Regions from separate parts of the Mus musculus genome. Here regions 1, 2, 3 and 5 are each linked to region 4. A link is a loop called in an ENCODE intact Hi-C map of the cell type or tissue named here. Cell type or tissue: left cerebral cortex. All regions are shown on one strand. Region 1 holds the start of Lasp1 (LIM and SH3 protein 1). Region 2 holds the start of Pcgf2 (polycomb group ring finger 2). Region 3 holds the start of Rpl23 (ribosomal protein L23). Region 4 holds the start of Fbxo47 (F-box protein 47). Region 5 has its middle 3.4 kb from the start of n-TCgca56.

The links. Hi-C counts contacts between places; a loop is a spot of excess contacts. Peaks named below come from ENCODE experiments on the same cell type or tissue, not always from the same donor. Only the 100,000 strongest peaks of a DNase experiment are listed, where the experiment ranks them.
Region 1: a loop joins it to region 4, with 3 times the contacts of the local background. A loop is called at or near these places in 34 of 42 quality-filtered maps.
Region 2: a loop joins it to region 4, with 3 times the contacts of the local background. A loop is called at or near these places in 4 of 42 quality-filtered maps.
Region 3: a loop joins it to region 4, with 6 times the contacts of the local background. A loop is called at or near these places in 33 of 42 quality-filtered maps.
Region 5: it touches region 4 in a loop (7-fold over the local background); 34 of 42 quality-filtered maps call a loop at or near these places.

The regions. Positions count from the first base shown.
Region 1 is chr11:97,798,820-97,803,819 of GRCm38, reverse strand. Lasp1 (LIM and SH3 protein 1) reads right to left here and starts at 4,255. Exons shown (of 7, transcript NM_010688.5): 1 at 3,958-4,255. The coding sequence starts at 4,026. It overlaps n-TCgca51 (a tRNA gene), which reads left to right and starts at 4,843; the gene lies at 4,843-4,914. In left cerebral cortex, a CTCF peak has its summit at 1,981; DNase peaks (open chromatin) are centred at 3,276, 3,672, 4,226, 4,837 and 5 more places; H3K4me3 peaks cover 3,887 bases; H3K27ac peaks cover 4,236 bases.
Region 2 is chr11:97,697,262-97,702,261 of GRCm38, reverse strand. It overlaps Pcgf2 (polycomb group ring finger 2), which reads left to right and starts at 2,614. Exons shown (of 10, transcript NM_001163308.1): 1 at 2,614-2,726. In left cerebral cortex, a CTCF peak has its summit at 3,279; DNase peaks (open chromatin) are centred at 2,461, 2,851, 3,296, 3,870 and 4 more places; H3K4me3 peaks cover 3,539 bases; H3K27ac peaks cover 2,546 bases.
Region 3 is chr11:97,780,372-97,785,371 of GRCm38, reverse strand. It overlaps Rpl23 (ribosomal protein L23), which reads left to right and starts at 2,933. Exons shown (of 5, transcript NM_022891.3): 1 at 2,933-3,028; 2 at 3,483-3,566; 3 at 3,910-4,038. The coding sequence starts at 3,016. It overlaps Snora21 (small nucleolar RNA, H/ACA box 21), which reads left to right and starts at 3,606; the gene lies at 3,606-3,733. In left cerebral cortex, no CTCF peak of the experiment used is centred here; a DNase peak (open chromatin) is centred at 2,911; H3K4me3 peaks cover 2,362 bases; H3K27ac peaks cover 1,547 bases.
Region 4 is chr11:97,881,486-97,886,485 of GRCm38, reverse strand. It overlaps Fbxo47 (F-box protein 47), which reads left to right and starts at 2,332. Exons shown (of 11, transcript NM_001081435.1): 1 at 2,332-2,563. In left cerebral cortex, CTCF peaks have their summits at 1,705 (motif pointing left) and 2,357; DNase peaks (open chromatin) are centred at 1,487, 2,201 and 2,780; H3K4me3 peaks cover 1,800 bases; H3K27ac peaks cover 1,369 bases.
Region 5 is chr11:97,791,205-97,796,204 of GRCm38, reverse strand. No RefSeq gene overlaps it. Among named protein-coding and RNA genes, the nearest start is that of n-TCgca56, 3.4 kb to the left of the region's middle. In left cerebral cortex, a CTCF peak has its summit at 2,860 (motif pointing left); a DNase peak (open chromatin) is centred at 2,849.

The sequences.
Region 1 (5,000 bases), 83 kb after region 4:
CACAACAGGTTTCATTATGTAACTCTGGCTGGCCTAGAAATACACTATATATGTAGCCTAGGCTACTGGCCTCAAACTCAGAGATCCTCCTGCCTCTGCCTCCCAAATGCTGAGATTAAAGATATATACCACCGTGCTGCCTGAGTAGGACCCACTTTTGGAAAAGATAATATAAATTTAAAAATATATATATATATATATTTTTTTTTTGCAAATATTCCAGCAGAAGACCTAAACAGCCAGAAGTTCGGAAGCTAGAACAGGAGTTTAATTAGTAGTAAAGGGCTTTGCCTAACAGGCAAGGACAAAACCCTGGGTTTAATCCTCAGCCAAAGCAAAACTGGATGTGGCGGCAGAACTCATCTGTCAGCCCAGCACTTGGGAAGCGGAAGTAAGAGAGGATCGGGAATTCAAAAATAACCTGGGCTATACAAGCCGCTGTTGCAAAAAAATTAAAAAAAAAAAAAACCACTTTGTAAGTCATAGTGACATATGACTATAATCCCAGCACTTAGGAAGCTGAGGTAGTAGGAGGATTTTAAAAAAAGAAAGATAAAATTTGGCTAAAAGGAGGGGGACATCCCATCCATCAGCCTCCCATTCTAGGGAGGCATATTTCAAACCAAAGTCAGGGATTGGGTGCGGCCAGAAAGTAGCCCAATATTACAACATTATAACTTACTTAAAATATTTTAAGAAAAAAATTTTTTTTGCAATTTGTGCAGTGTGGTTGTATATTCTCTATAGAGAACTTTGTAGATGACAATGTCATGTCCCAATATCAAAAGACTGGACACACTGACTTATAGGGCTCACATTACTGGAGCTATCCCTTCGGGTCTCTGAGGCTGGCCAGCTCCGTACACTTCAGTAGTACCTGAATATGAATGGCCTGGTCTTAAAGTGACCAGGGTATTCTAAACTTTTAACAACAAAAACCCGAGGTCAGGAGGGGGCGGGGGGAGGCGGGGGGGGGGGGAGCACTGGAACGGCAGCTCAGTGGTTAAGAGAAAAAGCTTCTCTTCCAAAGAAAAGCTTCTCTTCCAAAGGATCCTGGTTCCATTCCCAGAACCCACATGGTGGCTTCTCAGGATTTTGCAACTCCAGTCCCAGGCGATCCAACACTACTTCTGGCCTTCTCAGATACCAGGCACACACATGGTACACAGACACACATGTAGGCAAACATCCAGCCATGTAAAATAAAACAAACAACAACAACAAAAACAAAAATGTTATTCTCAGCTACACCGACTTAGTACATTCACAGAGCCATTCAGGGCAGGAGGCCCTCTGTAACTGGACATTCCAAAGCAAGCCAGTGAACAAGTCCCTAGCCTTCCTTTCAGTCCCCACCTGGTTTTAAAAGCTGAGGGAGAAAGAGAAAGATGTGGCAAGATTCTCAACAGTGTAGGTCACTAGATACAAAGTAAGTGTTCAATAAATATTTGTCAAATGAATAAGGTCACCCTGTTTCTCTTTCCTGCTCTAATCCCAGAAACCCTCTAGGGAAACAAACCTCACCCTCCTTCCTCAAACACTGCATATTTATCCAGCAGGCAGAGCACCCTGGTTCGATGGGTTGGGGACAGACTGGCCTTCATTGGTGACAAGGTTTACCCACTAATGCCTTTGAGAGATAAGGCTCAAGGAGGAGAAAAGACTGAGCATTAAGAACAGCTTACGCTCCAGCTTCAGCAGGCTGCATGCCATCATCGGGGACCGCAGTAAATCAAGCCAGTCTAAGTGGATTCTCCCTGACTGTAGAGAAGCCTTGGAAAGTTGGGTAGCAACCATGCCTATGAGATTGAACTTTGCCCACACCCAGGTCTCTGCCCAGCATTCTCCAGAGTTCCAACTCTAGCTTCCTACTGCCTGCAGGCCACGGACTGAAGAGACAGAATACCTGGATTTTCCAGTCTGGGTGGGGGAGGGGTGTGAAAGGCAGATGGCTCTCCAGGGCCACTTCCGCTAGGGGGAGTTCTAAAACCAGGAAGAAATCACCCACTCCCTCTTCCCAGGGCAACCCCGACCTGAATATCCTCTTCTAGCAAGGACAAGTTATCACATAAAATCCCCACCCCCTTCCCTGTGACACACAGCACTGAAGGTCTTTACAAGGGGAGTGGTTGGATGCGGGACAGAAAAGAGAGAAATGGCCAGTCTTGACCACACTCCCTGCACTGTCCACCTCCTAAGGCAATGACATCATCCATACCCATCTGGTGACAGACAGGGAATACTGAGGCCCAGAACCATTCATAAAGTTGATGGGCACAGACCTGGGACTAAGATCAAGTTTCCCAACCCCCAAGCTAGCAAATCCTTCCATCATCCATTGCCCCTCACCATTCATTACTGGGGACCAAAAGGGGAGCCCATTTGCTGGCCCAGAATGCCGCAAATGCAGGGCTCAAAATATCTGGTCCCAGGGACGACAAAGACCCTCATGTAAGGACAGGGTTTCTTTTTTGGGGGTGGGGTGTCTTCATCTAGGAGTGCCAAGCACAAGTCCAGAGGCCGGTACAGTGACTGGGCAGGCCATCACCTTCCCTTAAGCTCCTCCTATCCTGGTACCTAGCCAAGCCCCACATCTCTTTCCTCAAGAAAAAGTTCAAATGTTTCAAAACTACAAGTCCCTACCTCCTGACCGGGACCGGGAGGGTGTGCGGGGGATGTCCAAAGGTTCCTAAGAAGGAACTAACCCTAGCCCGGAGAAACAAAGTATCCTTTTCCAACAAAACTAGATCGCCTCATTGAGGCGCCTGCTTCTGTCCAGTTCAGCCATAAACGTGGAGAATGAGATCCAGCTTGGAGAGCCAGGTACAACGTATCTATGAGGAGCCAAAAGGCTTCCCTGCAGAGGGGGTCACAAGAGAAGAAACGGGTTGTCTTAGACTTTATGGGGTTCAGAACAAGGCAGAAGGGTCCCATCTCAAACTGTACCGGAAACACCCAGATCTACCCTTCAGTCCCCCTTGCAAAAGTGTAATGGCAAACAGATGATCGGGTCCAGCCTGGGCCGGGGGATGCGTAAGAGCCCCTAGGGGCCAGCTGATTTCCAGAAGGCTACCCCCCTCCTCTTAAAAAACTCCTTTTCGTCTGCTTCCTCAGAACTCGGCCAATCCCACCCTCCATCGGAGAAAACAGCTCTGAAAAGTTAGCTCTTTGTTCTCTAAGCTGGTCTCCAGGCTGAGCACAATTTCAGATCTCCAAGAAGCGTCCTCCCCACTCCCTACCCCGCCCAGCTCCGACTGGGCAGCCGATCACCCGGAGTGGCTTGCAATTTGAATTGGGGGTTGGGGAAGCTATGAAGGAGGTCTGCGGGTTCCCCAACCACAAAAAAAGCAAGGAGGGGACCAGCAGGTCGTTCAAAAAGAGGGGGTCTCGCAGTGAGATTCCGGCGCTGCCCCTAAATCCCTTTCACCACAATTGACACTCGCTGGACGAAGGACCCGACGCAGCTTCCAAGCCAGGAAGCCAGGCTACCGGCAGCCCAAGCCGGGCGGGTAGCGCCGGCCCCAGCCTCCGCCCCGCCCCCGCCGCCCCCTCCCCCCAGCGCCCCGCGCTTCCGCCTACTTGGCGCTGGCCGCCGCGGGGAAAGGGAGCGGCCGTCTCCCCTCTCACTCCCGGCCCGGGGGGCGGGACTGCACCTCTAACCTCCTGCACACACCCGGGGAACCCGGTTCCCTGGTGCTCTTCCGCCCTTCCTTCCAGCCCTCCTAACCTCGATGCACAGAGGCCACCCATCTCCAGCGGTGGCTGCTCACCACCTCGCCTTGGACCTCCCAGGTTCCAGACTGGGGTCTGTCCCCACACCCCAAGTCGCCTCCCGCCTTCCTTACCTGCTCTGGGGAGCGCAGGGAAGAGCCCGCAAAGACCCGGCCCCTCTTTCCTCCCCTGATGGAGAGCTGCACTAGCACTGGCTAGCTCGCAGCGCCCGGTACCCGAGCTCACCTTATCCAGACAGTTCACCTTCTCCGTGGGGTACACGATCTTGCCGCACCGGGCACAGTTAGGGTTCATGGTTCCGGGGAAAGACTGGGGCGGGGACGCCCGTATTCGCGCGCGTTCCCTTTTCCTTGGGCGAGCTGGTGGGAGGCGGCGGCTGCAACTGTGCAGGCGACGGCGACTGGAACTGGGGAACTGGCCTCCGCCTCCGCCCTCCTTCCCCTAATAAACACAGTGGGGAGGAGGGGCTGCACTGGCTAGGGCGGGGACGCGCCTCGGGCGCGGAAAGAGGCGCGCGCGACCAGGCGCGCTCCCCGGGCGACGTGGGGCTGCGTGGGGGCGGGTTCCAGGGAGGACTGCGGGACGGGAGTGCAGGAGCCCCTGAGCTCTCGGGGTGCACGTGCCCCTGGGCTCCGCGACCGAGGACGGGCCCGGGCCATGGCCCTTCCCGCGCTGGAGAAACAGACGCGAGTGTGGCAGAGCCCGATTTCCCATGAGAGGGGGCAACCCCACGCACCCGACGATGGTGGGGATAGTACAGATTCTCTAGACTGGGGGACTTTCCTTAAACCCGTGGGTCCCCAGCATCAACCTGCGGGGAAACCACCCCTTGCCCCGCCCCGCCCCCCAGCTAGTTCCCTTCCCGCCCACATCCTCTCCCACATAGGTACCTGTCCCTTTCCCTTTGGACTCAGCACCTCCGTACGTTCACCCTCCCCGCCCCTCTGCGCTGCAGCTTTCCCATGGATTCTTCGGATTCAGGCATCCTCTGCTTTCAGCTTGGCCGCCTTTGCTCTTCCATTCTTTTCTCTTGCCCCTATTCTACCTGTGTAGCAGCTGCGACAGCATCTTAAGACTGAAAAGAGATTGCTTCAAGCTGCGCGTCGGTGCGGGGGTATAGCTCAGTGGTAGAGCATTTGACTGCAGATCAAGAGGTCCCTGGTTCAAATCCGGGTGCCCCCTCAGAGTCTTTTCCTCTCTTCAATGACAATAAAAATACGTTTCAATACAAGTATGATCTTGATTCGACCCTGGGTCATTAAAACAGG
Region 2 (5,000 bases), 180 kb after region 4:
TCAGGATGACAGAAAGGCAAAGCCAAGTTTCTGTCTCACTGCCATGTTTAACAATGCAATTTTCCTTGGATTAAGAATAAATTTTGCTGCGGAGGTTGGACAGCTTCCCATTGTCTGCATCAGTGGACGATAGCAACTTGAAAGAGGAAATCTGTCCCGGTGGATGGAAACAGTCAGGAAAAAAACCACAGGAACAAAGTGAGGGATAAAAGAGTGGAAGGAGGAAGAACCTAGCTGTGATCTACAGAGAAAGGCATACCATGAGGGGGCCTAAGTAGACAGTGCGGAAGATGGGGAAATAAATACAGAGATCAACAAAGGGCATCGTTTGCAAGAGGGAGAGGTGTAAGGGACACAGAAGTAAAGCTACACAAAAGCAAGAAGGAACGACTCTCTCTAACTAGTGCCACCATTTAAAAGGGATTTTCTCCTTGCTCTTGTTTCCGATGGCAACAGATGCCCGTTGGTCCTTGCCTTGATGTTCTGGGTTCCTGTTCTCTGGGAACCTCTGATTTCTGACTGCTCACTACGTGTGGCAATCAACTAGAGGACAGGGTAAGCTACAGACTTGGTGGAAAATAAGCGCTCTTCATGTTCGCTGAGCACACTGGAGAAGGTGGGCAGGAGGAAGATGTGCAAGGGACTCTTTCCATCCGTTCTCTAGACATTTGGCTCAAAGGAAGTCTCTTGTGGACTCCCTCTTCTATGTTTGCAGATCACCTGGCGCTTCAAACATGGAGAAGGGACTTTTCCAGCTTATTGCCCTCGCTGGCCCTGCTCGGTGTCAAAGCCCAGCTTACCTACTGTGCCTAAAACAGTACTTGCCGTTGGCACAGAGAACTTTCGATGTTGGGACAGTTAAGTCAGCGGCTCTCCCGATGAACCACAGGGATTAGCAATATCCCAGCATAGATGATTTATTGGAGTCTTAGTGGGTGGTGGGTCTTCAGTGTGTCCCTACTCTCCAGCGGTTTCCTTGGAACTGGACCTTAATAATTGAGGAGCAAATGGATACCCACCCCAATAAACAAAAGGTAGCCAGGCAGTACCCTTCACGTTGAGCAATTGTGTTTGCTCTAGCAGAGTTCAAGATGCTGGGACACATGGGCCGTGATGACAGTGGGCGTGTCTAACTCGAGACCCCTTTCCACAGTAGCCTGTGAGCTCGTGGTACCCGATGTAGGGATTGGGAAGCAAGTGACCGATCCTCCCGGGGCCTCTTCCGCTCCCACTTGGACCACCCGATCTAAGCGGAAATCTCTTGCCTTTCCTTTACACCGTCATTCGGCTCTGCAGGCTGAGAGCTGAGGCTGGTGGGGTCACTGGGCGGACAGACTTCACAGGGCTCCTGATAAGCGGTCCAGTGTATAAAAGCACTCACTTCGGGACTGCTTTAGGCTTGGAACAAGGAGAGGAGGCAGGCTCGACAAAGATTCGTTCCTTACTCGAGCCAACCCACCAGGCGCTTAAAGGCTTTTCAGGCCGGATAATCGAGCTCTTTGGAGGGACAGTCACAGTGGCCACCCCCCAATAAATCATAAGTAACGAATCAGCGAAATCGAGCGACCTATTGAGGTCCACGGTTCTTGTGGTAACGCAGAATCGATTCGCTTCCTTGGCGCCGTCTCTTCTAGCTCTCCTTCCTACTCTGCCCGGGGCCCGGAGCCGCTGGGGACCGGAGAGCGAGCGCTGGGTGGAGCCGAGGGCGACAGTCGGAGTGGGCTGGCACCAGCCACCTTCGCGCTCGCCGGCCCCTCCGCGGCCGCGAGGGAGGCGCACCGGCGGCGAAAAGGCGCGCGTCCTCTCTCGACTCCTCGCTTCCTATTGCGTCGGGGCCTCTCGAATTCGGCTAGTTATTGTGTCTCTGGCTCGGCGCCCGAGTTCGTGTCTCGGGCTGCTCTCCCCGCCCCGGACTGCGTTCCATTCTTCTCCGCCCGAGCACGCTGAGCGCGCCAGCCTCGGCCACAGCCAAGCCCCGAGGCCACCGTGCGTTTCCCGCGAGGTGCGAGGACCCCGAATCGGTGTGGGGAGGCGGTGAGGTCACGCTCGGGGGGGGATCACACACGCACTTAGGAATCCCAAGGGATTCAGCTGGAGTGAGCGAACCTCACTCGGACGCGTGGCCAGCGGCGCCGCGTCCCCCGCCCAAGCGCCCTTTGGTAGCGGCGACGCACCGGGTGCCGCGAGACACATTTCCGCCCAGTCTGCATCTCACCATTTTCCAAGCTCCCCAGCTAGGGTAGGGATCGCAGAGTCGGTGGAAGTGGGGAGAACACACTTATTTTAGGAGGAGGTGGTGGTTTCATGACTGAAGGTAACACAATAGGACCTTTCCTCCGGGTTCAAGGGATCTGCTTGGATAAGAGGTGGTCTCCTCTTGGTTTGGGGGAAGCCCAGCGCAAGGCGGTGGGGAGCAGCTGAGCTAGCCTCTCCCCCTCCTCTTTCCCTCTCTGCAAACATCCTGAAGGAATGAGGTCACGTGGGTGAGTAGTGGGCGGGACCTACTCTTGTCTGGAGGAAAAAAGCCATTTTGCCCCCCCCCACGGCCCCTCCCCTCCCCTCTGGTCCCCTCCCCTCCCCAAGCTGCTCTTACAAACTCCTTTCTTATCATAGGTTTCTCCCCTCCCGCCGACCGAGCGAGCGACAGGGCTGTGGTCCCCCTCCCCTCCCTTCCCTCCCTCCCTCCCATCCCCCCCTCCCCGAGACCCACCGGACCCCGAAGCCAGGTAAGCGGACGCCGACTCGCGCTTGCCTCCTTGCTACCTCGTAAGCGTCTAGGGCTGGCGACCGGGACCCGTTCACCTTTCCCCGCAGACCCCAATGGGAGCCGGGAGCCCCGGCCTGGCCTGCCGCCCGCGTCCCTTCCCGCCCCGCCAGCCGCTGTCCAAGCTCGCCCGGTCCGCCTTTCTTTCTCTCGTTCCCGGTCTCTCTCTCTTTTTTTTTCCTTTCCTCCCTTCCAAGATGGCCGAAGTGGATTCCCCCTCTTAACGATTTGGAGTCTCCCTCGACCACCTCCTCTTTGTGCAGCAGCCCCCTGCTAAGACCCTGCTTGCGAGGTATCGAGGGGGAGGGTCCGGGCGGCCACGAGGGCTTTGGGGACATACGCTAGGGTGGGTCTCGCCCCCCCCTCCGCCCCCGACCCGAGGATCTCCACAAGCTGGAGCAGACTGTGGCTCGGCCCCTTCGAGTCGGGCAAGGGTCGCCTCCCGAGTGGGCAGTGAGCGTGGTAGACGCGCGAGGACTTGAGGCCCGGAGGAAGGGGACTTGGCTTTCTGGTGGCCGAGGGAGGGCGCCCTAACTCCTGGGGTCGGGATCTTGGGCACCTCCCCCAGAGGTCCCTTTCGTCCCGGTGCGAGGCGCCCCGCCCCCTCCCTGAACCACCTCGGCTGAGCTTTTCCCTACCTCCCTCCCGGGGCCCCACCAAACTTTGGCTCTAGGGAGGGAAGGAGTGGCCACTCGGTCACTGGGGGTGCCTGATCCTTTGACCTAGGCTTCGCGGGGAAGCAAGGGTGGAGGGGAAAGAACGGGAGTGAGGAGAGATTTAGCATGCTCTGTCTTTTCATGAGTGGCCAAGGGGTCTGATGAGCTGGCCCTTCTGCCACAGGAGGCGAAAAGGGAAGCGGCTACTCTTTTCTCCTTGAGCTCTGCCGCTGCTAGCTCTGAAACCCGGGGAACCCTGAGCCTGCAGACGCCCCGCGCCCTTCCTGACTCCCAGGGGCGTCTAGGCAAGCCCCCTACTCTTCCATCCCTCACTTCCCGGGTCTATCCAAAATTGCTGTGGTTGCTTGATCGAGAAGGGTGTGTGTATGTGTAAATTTAAATATGTTTAAGTATGTACAGGTGTTACCTAGAGCTGTCCCTGCGTCTTTGTCTCTCGTAGCCCCCGGCCGAGCTCCCGCCATCCCCCATGTTGCCTCAGTCTCTTTTGGTCTTCCTCTCGCTGAGGGAGGGGCTTCTCTTAGCTGGCTCTCACAGTCTTGGGCCTCCCTCTCTGGACTTCTTGCAGTTGTGCTGTTCCCGAAACTCATGACAACCCCACCCCCACCCCCAACATACACACATCCCTGCTCCAAGGTGTTATTACTGTAATCGGAGGAGCATAAAGCCAGCTCTGTTGTAGCATTTTGGTGGAGAGGTTTTCCCAGGGGTTCCCCTGGTTTGAGGTTGGGGCTTGCACACTTAGAACTGTGTTTGGAATAAGGCAGGAAACAGCCTCCAGGATCCAGTCCGGCTGTCGCGTCGCCTGATCCTGTTCAAGTTGAAGGCTTGGGAGGTGAGCAGGGGAGGGGGAAAGGAACTCCCTGAGTGGTTGATGGAGCTGTTGCCATGGGAATGGAGAGAGGCTGAAGTGGAAGAGGTTACATGTTATACAGGTCAGATGCCTACTGTAGCGCCCCCCTACCCCCACCCCGGACCCTATAGCGGAGTGGTGGTGGGGCGCTGACCTGTCTTTGTTGCTGGAAGACTTAAATTATAATTTGCCCTGAGAGGACTAGAGGTTCGCAGAAGGTTAATGTCTGTGGCTCCAGTTTCAGGCAGGGATGTGATGGGGTGGGTGGAAATGACTTCTGCATCTGTGGAGTAGGAGCCTGGCTCCAGCCTTGCTGTGTATGTGGTGGTGTGTGTCTGGCCAAGTGTCTGTCTGGCCTGTGTGCATGACCAGGCTTATCTGGCTCTGGGTGCTGGGGATGTAAGAGATGAAGGGGGTGTGTCTGGCTCCGGATGTGAGCATCTTACTGAGCTGCTGTCTGTAAATTCTTTATTACTGTTTTATTTATTCATTTATTTATTTATTTCTGTTTTCAGGAACTGAGTGGTAGGTCGAGGCTTCTATCTTTTTTCCATGCTAAGGGCTGTACCACTGCCAAAGGTTAGGAAAAGATAAGAGGGGCTGGTGAGATGGCTCAACGGGTAAGAGCACCCGACTGCTCTTCCGAAGGTCCTGAGTTCAAATCCCAGCAACCACATGGTGGCTCACAACCATCTATAAGGAGATCTGA
Region 3 (5,000 bases), 100 kb after region 4:
ACCCCAAAACTCCTCACCCTAAAGTTCGACCAAGAACATTTTTGAGATAAAGGCCTCCTGAAACAACCTCAAAATGAACCGGGTACATTGCCAAATGATAGGACATGACTCCTTAGTTACGTAGATTCCTTGATAGGACATGACTCCTTAGTTACGTAGATTCCTTTGGCAAAACTCCCTAGTGATGTAAACTTGTACTTTCCCTGCCCAGTTCTCCCCCTTTGAGTTTTACTATATAAGCCTGTGAAAAATTCTGGCTGACCGTCGAGACTCCTCTACCCTGTGCAAAGGTGTATGAGTTTCGACCCCAGAGCTCTGTGTGCTTTCATGTTGCTGCTTTATTTCGACCCCAGAGCTCTGGTCTGTGTGCTTTCATGTTGCTACTTTATTAAATCTTACCTTCTACATTTTATGTATGGTCTCAGTGTCTTCTTGGGTACGCGGCTGTCCCGGGACTTGAGTGTCTGAGTGAGGGTCTCCCCTTTGGGGGTCTTTCACTTCCACCTTTATAAGGGTTCTGGGGATCAAATTCAGTGGTCTGGCTTACAAAGCCTGGGGTCATTTTGTCTAGCCACGACTTCACACACACACACACACACACACACACACACAGAGTAAATGAAATGTTGCACTTTTTTTTCCCCAGTATTGGTGGCTGCAGCAGCACACATCTTCAGTCCCAGCACTCGGGAGGCAGAGGTGTGAGACTCCGACTTAGAGCTTTTCTCCCTGGAAGGTAAAGCCCTGGATGTTCCCCAAGCTTGTTTTCCCTGGTCTCTAAAAATACAGCCAGAAAGAAGCTCTTTGTTCTTTATAGCCAGCAAAAAGCCTTTTTGTTTCTATACTTTACAACCAGAGATTCGATAATTGTAAAAGACCCAGCCAGGCACTTGTCTGGCTTCCTGTGCCAAAGACATGGAGATAAAAATTCAGAAAGAACTCACTCCCCACTCCTTATGCCTTGTAAATTTCACCAAGGACACCCAGCAGAGAAGAACTCCACCCAGCTCCTCCCAACTCCTCAGCCCCCTATCATTATAGCTCGGGGTCGAACTCCCCTGCCCTGCACTGCAGAGGGACTTCATCCTCAGCTAGCTGATAATAAAACCTCTTGCAGTTTGCATCAGGTACGGTTTTCTCTCGAGTCATTAGGGTGCTGGCCAGTTCATCCCAGGAGCAGAGGCCCAGCTTTGGGGGTCTTACTGAGGCAGGTGAATGTTTGAGTTTGAGGCCAGTCTGATCTTCAGTGGTAGTTCTAGGATAGCCCCAGGTACACAGAGAAACCCTGTCTCAAACAAACAAACAAATCTTGCATATGTTAGGCATGTATTCCAGTACTGAGAGACACCCCCTAGCCATTTTTCCTATTTGGTATTTGGTATTTTCAGATAGGGTCTCTACATTGTTCAGGGTGGCCTTGAACTTGGGATAGCATCTGAATAGGAGAGATGACAAACTATCAGGCACTAATGTTTCTATTGCAACCTGTCCCTTCACCTCTCCATACCTCACTGTCCTTTCTTCATAATACTTCTTCCCGTTTGACAACGATATACTGTATACTGGAACTCTCACAATTACTCCTATTATTTAGGTTTTTTTTAAAGATTTATTTATATTATTTATATGAGTACACTGTAGCTGTCTTCAGACAGACCAGAAGAGGGTATCAGATCCCGTTACAAATGGTTGTGAGCCACCATGTGGTCACTGGGAATTGAACTCAGGACCTCTGGAAGAGCAGTCAGTGCTCTTAACTGCTGAACCATCTCTCCAGCCCACTCCTATTATTTAGTATCTATTACCTGCCTCCAACCTCTACCCTGGCAGAGGAAAACCCATAAAGGCAAGAATAATGCTCTATTTTATTCCCTCATGTAATCTGGACAGAATCTGGCCCTGATATAAGTATTCAACGCACATTTGAATGAATGTTTCAACAGAAGGTAAGGAAAATAGGGAGAGGTTGAGGTAGTAAAAGGGGAAATTAATATTAATAAATTAAAACATGTCCAGTCGGGCGTGGTGGTGCACGCCTTTAATCCCAGCACTTGGGAGGCAGAGGCAGGCAGGCGGATTTCTGAGTTTGAGGCCAGCCTGGTCTACAGAGTGGGTTCCAGGACAGCCAGAGCTATACAGAGAAACCCTGTCCCCCCAAACAAAACAAAACAAAACAAAACAAAACAAAACAAAACCTGTCCATCTTGATTATAAGCAAGCATAAACTATCCTATATTTAAGCTTTACGAAATTTTGCACATCTTTAAGAAGCAACAAAGCCAATCAATCGGTCACGGTTAGCTGTGGGCTAAGTCTAAGAATAATTAATAATAAGGTACTGAGTTGTAGTCCGAGCGGCTGTGTGAATGTCACTAATAGAGTATTGTTAACTCTCATGACGAAAGAATGTTATGGTACCAAACACACAGACTCATCTGTAGCGCTCCACTTAATTGTTCCACAGCCAAATGAAACCATTCTGAACTTGCTCTTGCCCCATGTGTCTGTTCTTTAGGAACCCTTACAGAAGAATTTATTTTACTCATGTATTTATTTGTTTTGAGGAAGGATCTCATGGGTAGCTGAGGTGATGTTGAAATCGCCGCAATTCTCCTGCTTCAGCTCCCACGATGCCGAGATTATTGGCGAGCACCACCACACCCGCAGCAATAATTTTCGAATCCCTGTTATCCAGAGAGGGGCTTGGCCACAGAGCTCAAAAGAAGCTGTTAAGCAAATTTTAAAAAGCCAAAAGGCAATGTGTCCATATCGCCAATTACTTCCGAGGCGTTGGGTGTAGCCCCAAAATTACTCGCCCCTACACATCTTAAGCGCAGCTTTCCCACGCAGAACGGTCCCGCGGAGGCCCAGGCCTTTTACGTCATCTAGCTGCGACCCGGGGAGGGAGGCGGGCTGGACGAGGTCCGGTCACGTGGCTGAGTGGGCGGGGCCTCCCGTTCATATCCCAGTGTCCCCTGTACTAACTTCCTTTCTGACCCTTTCCGGGCGTTCAAGATGTCGAAGCGAGGTGAGGAATTTTGAGTTTGGGGATCCGTTGGCATCTGCCGCGCGGGATGGCCCGCCCATCCCTTGGCGACGGCCCCCGGCGGCGGTGATAGTTTACAGTCCCGGGGCCGGAGATAGAGAAGATGGGGGCACCGCGGAGGCCTAGAGGGAGCCCTGAAAGAGGGCGATGCCAATGGTGTTGAGCTGGTGTAGGAGCGGAGCATGGGGCCGAACGGAGAACGTGGGGTCGACGGGACTGCGCGATATCTGCGGTCCCCGCAAATGCAGACGAGGTTGGAGCCTCGCAGTCTCCTTCTTCCGCAGGAGGATGCAAATAATGGGCACGGCCGGGTCCCGTGACAAGTGCGTGGTAGCCGGGGAGCGGCCGGCCCTCGCCGAAGCGTGTGCGGTGGGTTATAGTTGGGAACTGTGAGACCGAATGTGGACCCTTGTCCTGTCTGTTTCCCTCCCCGCAGGACGCGGTGGGTCCTCCGGGGCGAAATTCCGGATTTCCCTGGGTCTTCCGGTCGGAGCTGTGATCAACTGTGCAGACAACACAGGTGAGGCCTTCGGCCGCGTCCTGCCACCGTCCCCTTTTAAAAGCACTCAGTGAGCCTTTTGCTAGTGACCCACTGAGCCGTCAAGAAGGGGCAGAGTGAAAAACACCACTTTTGGGTGAAGTGGCAACGTGTTGTGTTGTTTAACTTCAATCGGTGTTGTGACAAGACACTTCTGAAAGATTACTTACAAGCCCGATGAGTTTTACGAAAACGGTTTGTTTTGGTTTGTTTGTGTTCATGCTTTTCTGAGACTGAGTTACTTGGTGTATAGCCTTGCTGACTCTATATTGTGAATTCTGCCGGTCTCATACAAAATTTACTTTTGTTTGTTTTTTTCCTATAGGAGCTAAAAACTTGTATATCATCTCTGTGAAGGGAATCAAGGGACGGCTGAACAGACTTCCTGCTGCTGGTGTTGGGGACATGGTGATGGCCACAGTTAAGAAAGGCAAACCAGAACTAAGGAAAAAGGGTGAGCGGGGAGGAGAGCTTGTTTTTTTGTTTGGTTGCTTGTTTTGGTTTGTTTGTTTGGTTTTTTTTTTGACAGTGTTTTTCTGTGTAGCCCTGGCTGTCCTGGAACTCACTTTGTAGACCAGGCTGGCCTCGAACTCGCCTGCCTCTGCCTCCCAAGTGCTGGGATTAAAGGCGTGCGCCACCACGCCCGGCCCTGGGAGGCTCCTTAAGTCGTAGTGGAAGGTAGAAGTTCTCTGGGTGTTGGAAGATGGGATCTTAATTCTGTGGCTGTCAAGGAAGCTACACATGTGAGAGCCTTTGAGATCAATGCCTCAGCTCCCTGTTTGAGACAAGGCTTGACTTGGTAGCACAGGCTGGACCTCAGTGTTGGGCTTACAGACACGGCCACATGTCTGACTGCTGCGGTTTATGGAACACTTTGTTTTTTCTCTAATTAGGGTCTTTTCCGTCTTTCATGCTATGTAATCTGCCACTCACCTGGCTAAGTTCTTCCCCTGTAGTAGACTATGTAGTCTTACCAGAAAAGATCTTCAGTTGGTTGTCTGTCCCTAGCTGTCAGTGCAGATGACAATGTGAAATGGGTGTATTTTTGTGGGTTGTTGTCCGAACACCTGGAAGCAGACACATTGTCCAGAGGCCTTGTGATAGACACTGTACTGGGAGCTGACTATTGGTGTATTAACTACCCTGAAATGTGTTCTCATCAGGTAGATGAACAGACCTCAGAACCTCCTCTGCCTTGAGTGTTCCAGCTGTAGAACTTTCTTGGCAGGATCTCACTGTAAGCTTGGCTGTCCTTGAGCTCAGACCTACCCACCTCAGCTTCCTAGTGCTATCAGGCACTGTTCTTTTTCCAGAGATATTCTCGAAGTCCTTTGGTGTAGTGCAAGTGAGGCCTGTGGGGTTGCTTCCTAGCAACACTTTGTTTCCATAGGAGCCACCTTGCTCTCAGCATTTAGT
Region 4 (5,000 bases):
TGCCTTCTGAGAGCTGGGATTAAAGATGTGCACCACCACACCCGGCCTCCATTACTTTCCTAAAGCTAAGGTCTATCCTCTTATTTGTCCACCTCCTCCTCCTGAGGCTCACTACCAAGGTCCAGCTATCAAAAGACCCCCTTGGCTCACCTAACTAACATGCCCAATTAAAATGCAATACTTCACCCTAACTTGGGTTTTCCCTTTCCCCTTTATAAACTGCCTTTTTCCTATGGCCATGTCTGTCTCCTCTCTATCCAGAGGCATGTTGTCCTACACCCCACCACCACACAAATATACCTTCCCCTTTCCCTTGTCCCCTTCTCCCTCCTCCTATCTTTGTCTCTTATTCCCTGCCCTTTGCCCTCTGGGGCAGATAAATCCCCTTTGTGCCTAGAAGCTGGCTTGGGGTGTCTGGAGCAGATACTAGTCCCTTCAAGCCTTCTCTTTTACTTTTTATTTGAGACAGGGTCTTATCAACTTCCTCAGACTGGCCTTGACCTAACCCCGTGTCTCCAAGGAAGGCCTTGAACTTGTGATCCTCCTGCCTCTGCCTCCCAAGTAGTTGGAATGACAGGTTTGCACCCAAGCCTTCCTTCAGCTATTATTTCATCTGCTGTTTGAGTACAAGAATTAAGGTACAGGATAAGGAAGGCAGGGGGCAGGTAGTACTGAAGTATCTGTCCTAATTTAGTAAATGAGATACGAGACAGGTCATCTCAAGGTTACAGCACCACTTGGGGAAGTAAGTATGGCTACAGAAAAAGTCATGTAAAGTGGGTTTTTTTTTTTTTTTTTTTTTTTTTGCTTTTTGGGGGTAGGGTGGGGGTTTGAACCTGGGACCTCACATCTGCTAAGTACATACTAATGCTAATGCTCCCAACATCTAAGAGGTACAGATTTCCAAAAGAAACCTGGAGGAAGATTTAGAAGAGGGAAGTCAGGACTTTGAGGATGCTAGGGGTGGAAACTAGGCTCCAGTGTGTTCTAGGCAAGCATTCTACCGCTAGGCTACTCCAACCCAGGGAAGTCAGGGTATCTGTTATCTACTTTAACTGGTTGTTTGGTTTTCTTGTGTTTCTATGTGGATAGGTGTTTTTCCTGAATATATATGCCTATGTACCTGAGGAGTCTAGGAGGCCTGGACTACAAGAGACCCAGTCTCAAATAATATGTATCATTCTGTTATATCTTTAAGGCCTCCCAGACAGCCTGCCCCACTGCAGGCTTCCATCTGAATCAAGCCCTGCATACTGGATCATGATTTTTGTAATCCCAGCACTGTAACTGGCTCATGCAAGAGTCAGAGGTTTAGGCTAGCCTAGCACTACCCAACAAGACCTTGTCTCAAAGAAAAAGAGAAAAGAAAAAGACACAGAATCTGTAAATAAATGAGAATTTAATATTAAGGGCTTTGGGGGTGGGGTGGTTGAGCCAGATTCTCAAGTAGCTTAGGCTGGTTTAGCCTCCTGCCTCCATCGGGAAATGCCATCACACCAGGCATCTAACAACTTTTTAATGAAAAGCTCTTGTGACAGATCCTGTTGGCCCAGGGGAAGAGTGAATCGGAAACTGCCTTAAAACTGAGTGTAGGGATGGAGAGATGGCTCAGTGGTTAAGAGCACTGACTGCTCTTCCAGAGGTCCTGAGTTCAATTCCCAGCACCCACATGGTGGCTCATAACCATCTGTGATGAGAACTGATGCCCTCTTCTGGGTGTCTGAAGACAGCAAAAGTGGACTCCTAAACGTAAAGTAAATAAAATCTTTTTTTTAAAACCTGAGTGTAAAAAAACGTAGTGGAGCGTATAACTCCTCCAAGTTTGAGATCTCCATTTACAGCCTCCCCACTTACCCTACCATAAGAGCTCCCGTTTCTCCCGTTCAGCAACTTGGTGTCTAAAATGGAGGTAGCACGGGCTTTTAAGGGCCTCACTCCGAATAACATCCCTGAACAGGAGGGCACCATGGGAGCCTCTGCTTAGTATTCATGAGAGGGCGTGGCCTGCTTGGGGGCGTTTCCCGAGAAGGTTCTGGGTATTCATAAGGGAAAGACTGAAGAGCCGAGGTTTCTTTCTATTCGCGAGGGGGTGGGGCCTCCTCCCGTGCGTGGACTCCTGGGAGTGCTCCGAGCGATTCAAGAGAGGAGGCAAAAGAGCCGAGGATCCCGGCGTCTCATCCTTTCTTGAGAGGGTGAGGCTCCGCCCGCAGGGTTCCCGGGAGATCTCTGAATATTCATGAGGGGAGGGGCAGAGGAGGCGAGGCTGCTCGATATTCATGAGGGGGCGGAGCCTCCTCCCGCTGGGGCTCCTGGGAGAATTCTAAAATCTACTTGAGGCGACGGGGGCGCCCGAGAGCTGAGGACGCAGCTCCGGGGCGGAGCGGAGAGAGCGGAGCAGGATCCGCCCCCATTATCTGGCGGGAAAAGCCTGAGGAGATTTTTTTTTTTAATTTTTTATTTATTTTTATTTTTAAGTATTTGTGAAATCTGAGGATGGTGGGACGAGACGACTAAATCCCACTTTCCTGTGATACTGTAGCCGGAAAAACTGTCGAAATCTGTGGTAACAAGTGTTTTATATTCCCCAGTACTTCCGGTAGAAATAATTGCGTGTTTTTCAGCAGGTCCTATTTGATTTTTATGCGGGCCAGTTTCTGCTCTGGTTCCCTAGGTGACCTCTTTGGCGGTGTTTAGCGCTGGCAAAGGAACGTTAAGACAAAGCGCGGTGACTTGCTGGGGTATTTTTTCCCCTCCGGAAGAGGGTGTGGGGGCAGGGACGAGGTCGGCGCCCTTAGACCCGCCCCGTTCTCGGTGCGTGGGCGGGGCAGTGCTGCCTGTCACCGGCTCCTCGGAGGCCGAGGCAGGAGGCTCGAGAGTTCCACGCCCGCCGGGGAGCCACAAGGGAAAAACTGTATCCCATTGTCACAGGGCTTGTGCGCTTCGTACCTTCAGGCTAAGGGGAAAGCAGGAAGAGTTTGGTAGGAAATAGGTACTGTTTCCACAAAATCCTGCGCTCCTCCACCCCTAAAATAGGTCTGAGGGAGGAAAGGGAGACTTAAATGTTGGGGTTTTGTTTTCTTTTGTTTTGTTGGCTTTTTGTTTGTTTGTTAGTTTGTTTCCACTACAGTGTTTCTTTGTGAAACCACCCCAGCTGCTGTGGGACTTGCACTGTTAGACTCCCACAGACCAGGCTGACCTCGAACTCAGCCTTTGTCTCCCTTGTTGCTGGGACTATAGCTGTTCGCCAGTTGAGTCTAAGTTTTGAAATAACTGGGATCAGTTGGTTTTTGTTTTTTTTCTCTCAGAGATTTAAGTGAAAAATTATACATACACGTTATGTCTATACCCTTAATAGGTGATAAAGACCCCTGGGAGGAGGTTGTTTAGCCCCACACTAGTCTGACTAGGATGGAAGTTTCTGGAAGAAAAAGCAAATTTATGTTTTATTATAGTAAAAATACTTGAAAATTCTGTAGTAAGCATGGCAGTGGTGTTGCACGCCCTTAATCTCAACACTTGGTAGGCAGAGGCAGATGGATCTGTGTGACTGGATCTCTGTGAGGCCAGCCTGGTCTACTGAGTGAGTCCCAGGACAGCCAGCATTATTACACAGAGAAAATAAGGAAAAAAAAAAAGGTAAGAAAGAAAGAGAACAAAAGAAAAATTAAAATTAATAACAACCTTTTTAATTAAGTCAATCAGAATTCTTCCACTTGGAATTACATGAGGATATTAAAATACATATTCTTGTAGAAATACATGTATTGGCATTGAATTAAATTGTAATAAGATTACAAAATAGTATGAGTCCTTACTTTTTTGTCGAAAATGAATACATAAATACAATTTTCACAGTAATATAAACACCAAAATACATGAGTGAATTTAGTTTTCTTTCACTTAGCTGTGTTTTATAAAAATAAACATATTGTGTAAAGGTAGCCATTTTCACAATTACTAATCTGAAATTTCACTGAAATCTGAAGTAAAGCGCAACTATAGTCATTTGTTTGTTTGGTTTTTGAGACAGGATTTCTCTGGGTAGTCCTTGGTGTTCTGGAAATAGTTTTGTAGATCAGGCTAGCTTCAGACCCAGAGATCTGCCTGCCTCTGCCTCCCACCACCACCCTGCTTCACAATTTTTTGTTGTTGTTGTTTTGGGGTTTTTTATTTGTTGTTGTTGTTTTTGTTTTTCGAGACAGGGTTTCTCTGTATAGCCCTGGCTGTCCTGGAACTCACTTTGTAGTCCAGGCTAGCCTCGAACTCAGAAATGAGCCTGCCTCTACCTCCGGAGTGCTGGGATGAATGTTTTCAAATGTGTAACAATTTTGACTTGTTGTAAACTAAGATGTAACATAACAAGATAGATAAGTATCAATGTGGTTTTTAAGTTACTTTGTATAGAAAAAAAACAATATTTTTTTCAGCTATATTGTAACTCTTTGGTGGAATGTCTTTCTTGCCTCCAGTTCCTTCAGAGACCTTAGACTGGAGTTCCAAAACAAAGGGTACGGTTTTTTAACTAGAAGAGTAGACTAATACAAAGTCACTGCGTAATGCTTACTTTGCCTTTAAAGTGTTATTGTTTAGTATAAGCAAATAATCAATGATTTTAATATCATATTTAACAAATTCCCTTTAGGAAGTGACTGTAAAATCAAGCCCTGTAAACCCTTCCTAAGACTTATCTGTAACTGTTATTAACAAAAACTGGAAAGGAAGGAATTGTATTATTCACCTCTTATTTGACAGTATAAATTTAATTTTAAGTGAGATACAGTGGTAATTTACCTTTAATCCCAGTACTTGGAAGACTGAAGCAGGACCCACATAGTTAGCTCTTTTCCCAGATCTCCTACAAAATAATTTGATGTGAATAGAAATTTCCAAAACTTCAATGTCACTGCTTTTTTTTTTTTTTTTTTCCAAGACCGGGTTTCTCTGTATAGCTCTGGCTGTCCTGGAACTCACTCTGTAGACCAGGCTGGCCTGGAACTCAG
Region 5 (5,000 bases), 90 kb after region 4:
AGCATGCATCACCATAGCTGAGCTGTTACACATCTTCTTTCCTTCTTCTCGCTTCGTTCTTTCCTTCCTCCCTCTCTCCCTCCCTCCCTTCCTCTCCATTCCTCTTCCTTTTAAAGTTTGGAGACAGTCTCACTAGTTAGCCACAAAAGCCTGGAAATATTCACCATTTACCAGAGGAGTACCCCAGATCAGCATCCAGTACCAATGTGAGCCAGACTGGGGTTCAAACTCAGGAGTTCAGCATGAATTTTCCACCACTGTCCAAAAATCTGCACAGAGCAGACATTGGGTAGACACTGGGGACGGATGTTGAGAATACAGTTGGAGTTCAATTGGAAGGTCTGGTCCAAAAGTAGAATTCTGGTCATTTCCAATACTTTACTTGATAAGAAAGCTGTTATCAGCTGGGCTTGGTGGCACACACCTTTAATCCCAGCACTCAGGAGGCAGAGGCAGGCAGATCTCTGAGTTCTAGGCCAGCCTGGTCTACAGAGTGAGTTCCAGGACAGCCAGGGCTATACAGAGAAACCCTGTCTCAAAAACACCCACCCACCCCCCCCCAAAAAAAAAAGAAAGAAAGAAAGAAAAAAGAAAGCTGTTATCTCAAAAGTGTGCTGAGTTTGGCTCAATCAGAAAATTGACTTAACTTCTTTAGGTAGCTTAAAACTGGCAAGCTGTTTGCATTTCTTTTTTTTTTTTTTTTTTTTTTTTTTTTTGGCTTTTTCGAGACAGGGTTTCTCTGTGTAGCCCTGGCTGTCCTGGAACTCACTTTGTAGACCAGGGTGGCCTCGAACTCAGAACTCTGCTTGCCTCCCGAGTGCTGGGATTAAAGGCATGCGCCACCACGCCTGGCTGCTGTGTATTTCTAACACACAGAAAATGCTGGCAACCTTACCAATTGGTTCTTTATAGTTACTGTTTACCAGCACAGCACAGCACAACCTAGCACAGCACAGCCCAGCGCAGCGCAGCATCTGTTTTCTGCAGAAAGCTACTGGCAAGGTCTTCAGCTGAGAGAGGCAAGAGGAAGAGGGAAGAGTGTGGTAGACACAAGACAGGAGAAACTGTGGGATGGTCATGTTGGAAAGGAAAAAGATGAACATACTTGGGTGAAAGAGGCGTAGGGATGCTAAATAAAACATTTAGACATAGGCAGATTGGCACAGACAAGTGCTTTCCCCCAACTACCTCAGCCCAGCAGCTAGGTGTGATTGTGGAATGATATTATAATTCAAGTTACTTGGCCTTCAGATTGGCAAGGAAGCACAACCTAATGCTCTAGGTGAACCAGATAGTGCACCAAGCAAGGACTTCGGAGGACACAAAGAACACAGTGTGATCTCCCTGCTCAAGAAACACACAGTCCACCTAGAGGTGAGGTGGTCAGACGGCTCAGCGGGTACTTCCCGTGAAACCTGAAGACTTGAGTTCAACCCCTGGGAGCCACTTAGTGCAAGGAAAGATTCAGTTTCTGTAAGTTGTCCTCAGATTTAGACACACACACACACCTCTTCTCTCTCTCTCTCTCTCTCTCTCTCTCTCTCTCTCTCTCTCTCTCTCTCTCTCTCTCTCTCAATGTACTTTAAAATAGTGAACAAGATATGTGTTCCACATAAGAAGTACTCCAAAAGCAAAATGCAGAGAAGACATCTTAGACAGGTCTTTGATGATGAGAGCTATGAGCCCAAAGCTTTGTCCTGGGAGTTGAACTCAGAGCTGGGACATGCTCGGGGCATGCTCGGCCAGTGTTCTCATAGGCTTTTACTCAGAGGAGTGTAGTCTTCACCCCTACACAAGGAAACTTCTCTTTGCAACAGAGACCATTACAGAAAGCACTACCAATCCAAATGCAGCATTGTGGAGCCCAGTGCCAATGGATACGCGTACAAAACACCCCTGCACCTAAGACTCAGGAAACAATGTTGCAGAAGAGGAGATGGAAAGATTGTAAGAGCCGGAGGAGCGGGGAGTTTGCTGTGAGCTCATGTCTCCTTAGCAACATCAGAAGCTATACCCATAAAGACTCACCAATATGACCACCTAAATGTGAACTGAGCAAGGACACCCACCGGCAAGTACGCCAAGCTGAGTAGGAAAAAAAAAGCACTCAAGACCTCAACCATACACAGAGAACAAACAGCAGGAGTAAAGCTGGAGGCGGGAGGGGTGGACCTCCCCAGGGATGAACAAAGTAATGGGTTGGCCAGTTCAAAATGATAAGCCTAAAAACATGCATACATTGCATGGGCTGGACACAACAGGTTATATTTAGGAATTAAAATGTATGTACAAATACACACATGCATGCAATAATAATGGAAAAAGAGGCAAAAGAGTTTGAAATAGAGCAGGGAGGGAGTAAGAGAGGGTTAGGAGGGAAGGAAAGGAAGGACGAAAGGTTGTAACTAAGTAACAGTCTCAAAACTAAACAAATACACAAAACAACCCTGAGAAGTGAGCTCCAGGGTAACACAGCAGCAATCCCAGCACTTGGAAGACAGAGGCTGGAGGACCAAAAGTTCAAGTCCACAGTTTAAGGTCAACCTGGAATAAATAGGACCCTGTCTAGGAGAAAAAAAAAAAAAAAAGGCTCTGTACACCTTTAATTCTAGCAATTTCAAGAGGCAGAGACTGGCAGATCTCTATAGGGGCTAGCCTGGGCTACACATCTTGACCACACATCCTTGTGACTATTAGATAAACCCCTATGGAATGCAGGAATAAACCCCACCAATTGAAGGCTAAGAATGTCATCAGAAAGGATGGAGAGATGGCTCAGTGGTTAAGAGCACTGAGTTCAATTCCCAGAAACCACATGGTGCCTCACAACCATCTGTAATTAGAATCTGGCTCCCTCTTCTGGTGAATCTAAGAACAGCAACAGTTTTCACGGACTGTATTATGTATACTCACATAAATATAGTAAATAAATCTTTTTTTTAAAAAAAGGTTATCAGAAAACATTGCAGGCCTTTTCTTTTCTTTCTTTCTTTTTTGATTTTTCGAGACAGGGTTTCTCTGTGTAGCCCTGGCTGTCCTGGAACTCACTCTGTAGACCAGGCTAGCCTTGAAATCCGCCTGCCTTCTGCCTCCTGAGTGCTGGGATTAAAGGCATGTGCCACCAACACCTGGCTTGTTGTATTTCTATAAAAGCGTTATAGAATTGTTATCATATTGAACACATGGACACATGGCAAACAGAAGAACTGAAACTGTGTTCCCGGCCATGGTCTCTCGTGTTTGTCTCTTGAATACTCTCTCCTAATCCTTTTGAGGTCAGAATGATGTTGGCTTTTTTCACAGTTTAATTAAGGTGCTCAAAGTAGGGCCCCAAAGACAATGCCCCTTCCTCCCCTCCTCCCTCCCTCCCCTTCCTCCTTCCTTCCTTCCTTCCTTCCTTCTCATCCACTCCTCTTCAGTTTAACACTTGGGAACAGTCTCACTAGTTAGCCATCAAAGCCTGGGAAAATCTGCCATTCACCGGAGGAGTACCCCAGATCAGCATCCAGTACCAGCGTGGTCTCCCAGTGTCCAGCAGCCCAGCACTGTCTTAGGAGGCTGCTCTTTTCAAGGCGTCACATCTGGGATTCGGTTGAGCGGCCATATTTTGGTTCTGAGGTGGCAGGGTAGGATGGATGTATTGGATACCTTTTCTTTTGCTTTCAGAGCTTTGGCTGAAGGTATCCTTTCTGTTTGACAGCATCCTGGGTGTCTGACCTTTCTGTTTGTACACAGACATTTTCTCTTACTGCTCCTCCACTATCTAAGGCAATAAAGAAGAAAATGTTTGGAGAACCATAGCTACTTGGGACTCAATATGGTCTTATAAGTATGCTAATTCAACAGGCAAGTACTTTAAATAAATAGATAGATAGATAGATAGATAGATAGATAGATAGATAGATAAATAAATAAAGCCAGGCGGTGGTGGCACACACCTTTAGTCCCAGCACTCGGGAACAAAGGCAGGTGGATCTCTGACTTCAAGGCCAGGCTAGTCTAAAGAGTGAGTTCCAGGATAGCCAGGATACACAGAAAAACCCTGCCTCAAAAATAAATAAATAAGGAAATCTAACTAAAGACAACTTGGCTCTACAATTTCCTTAGTGGGAAGCATTTAATGTCAGTAAACTGGGTGTTAGGTATTTTGGGTTTTGGTCTTGTACAGTACACTTAAAGTCCTAGGCAATTTTTAAAAAATTATCTATGGGGACTGGAAAGATGGTTCATCAATTAAAAGCTCCTTGTTTCCATTTCAGAGGGCCCAAACACAGTTCCAGTATCCACATGGTGACTCATAGCCATCTGTAACTCCAATTCAGGGCCTCTGATGCCTCTTCTACCAGGTGCACATGTGGTACATATACATGCAAAGATAGGTACATATACATGCAAATGATAGAAATAAATCCATCTAAATATTGGTTTTGTTGTTTTGTTTGTTCATCACAGCCAATCTTTTGCTTCTTATGTGTTCCTTTTTCTTCCACCCTTCTCCACCTCTTTTTTTTTCACCCTTTCAACCCCCTAACACTAGATAAAAGAGGAAAAAAAAAGGATAAAGAGGGAAGGAAAGAAATCTCTGAGTAGCCGGGCGTGGTGGCACACACCTTTAATCCCAGAACTTGGGAGGCAGAGGCAGCGAATTTCTGAGTTCGAGGCCAGCCTGGTCCACAGAGTGAGTTCCAGGACAGCCAGGGCTATACAGAGAAACCCTGTCTCGGAAAAAAAAAAAAAAAAAGAAAGAAATCTTTGAGTAAAGTCAGAGGTCAAAAAGGGATGACATTATCATTAGATTGCTTCCTGCTGATTAATGATTTCAAGTTCTTATGGCAAGTTTGGGTTTTGTTTGTTTGTTTTCTGTTTGTTTGTTTAGATTTATTTACTTATATGAATACACTGTAGCTGTCTTCAGACACACCAGAAGAGGTCATCAGATGGTTGTGTACCACCATGTAGTTGGTGGGAATTGAACTCAGGACCCTTAGAAGGGCAGTTTG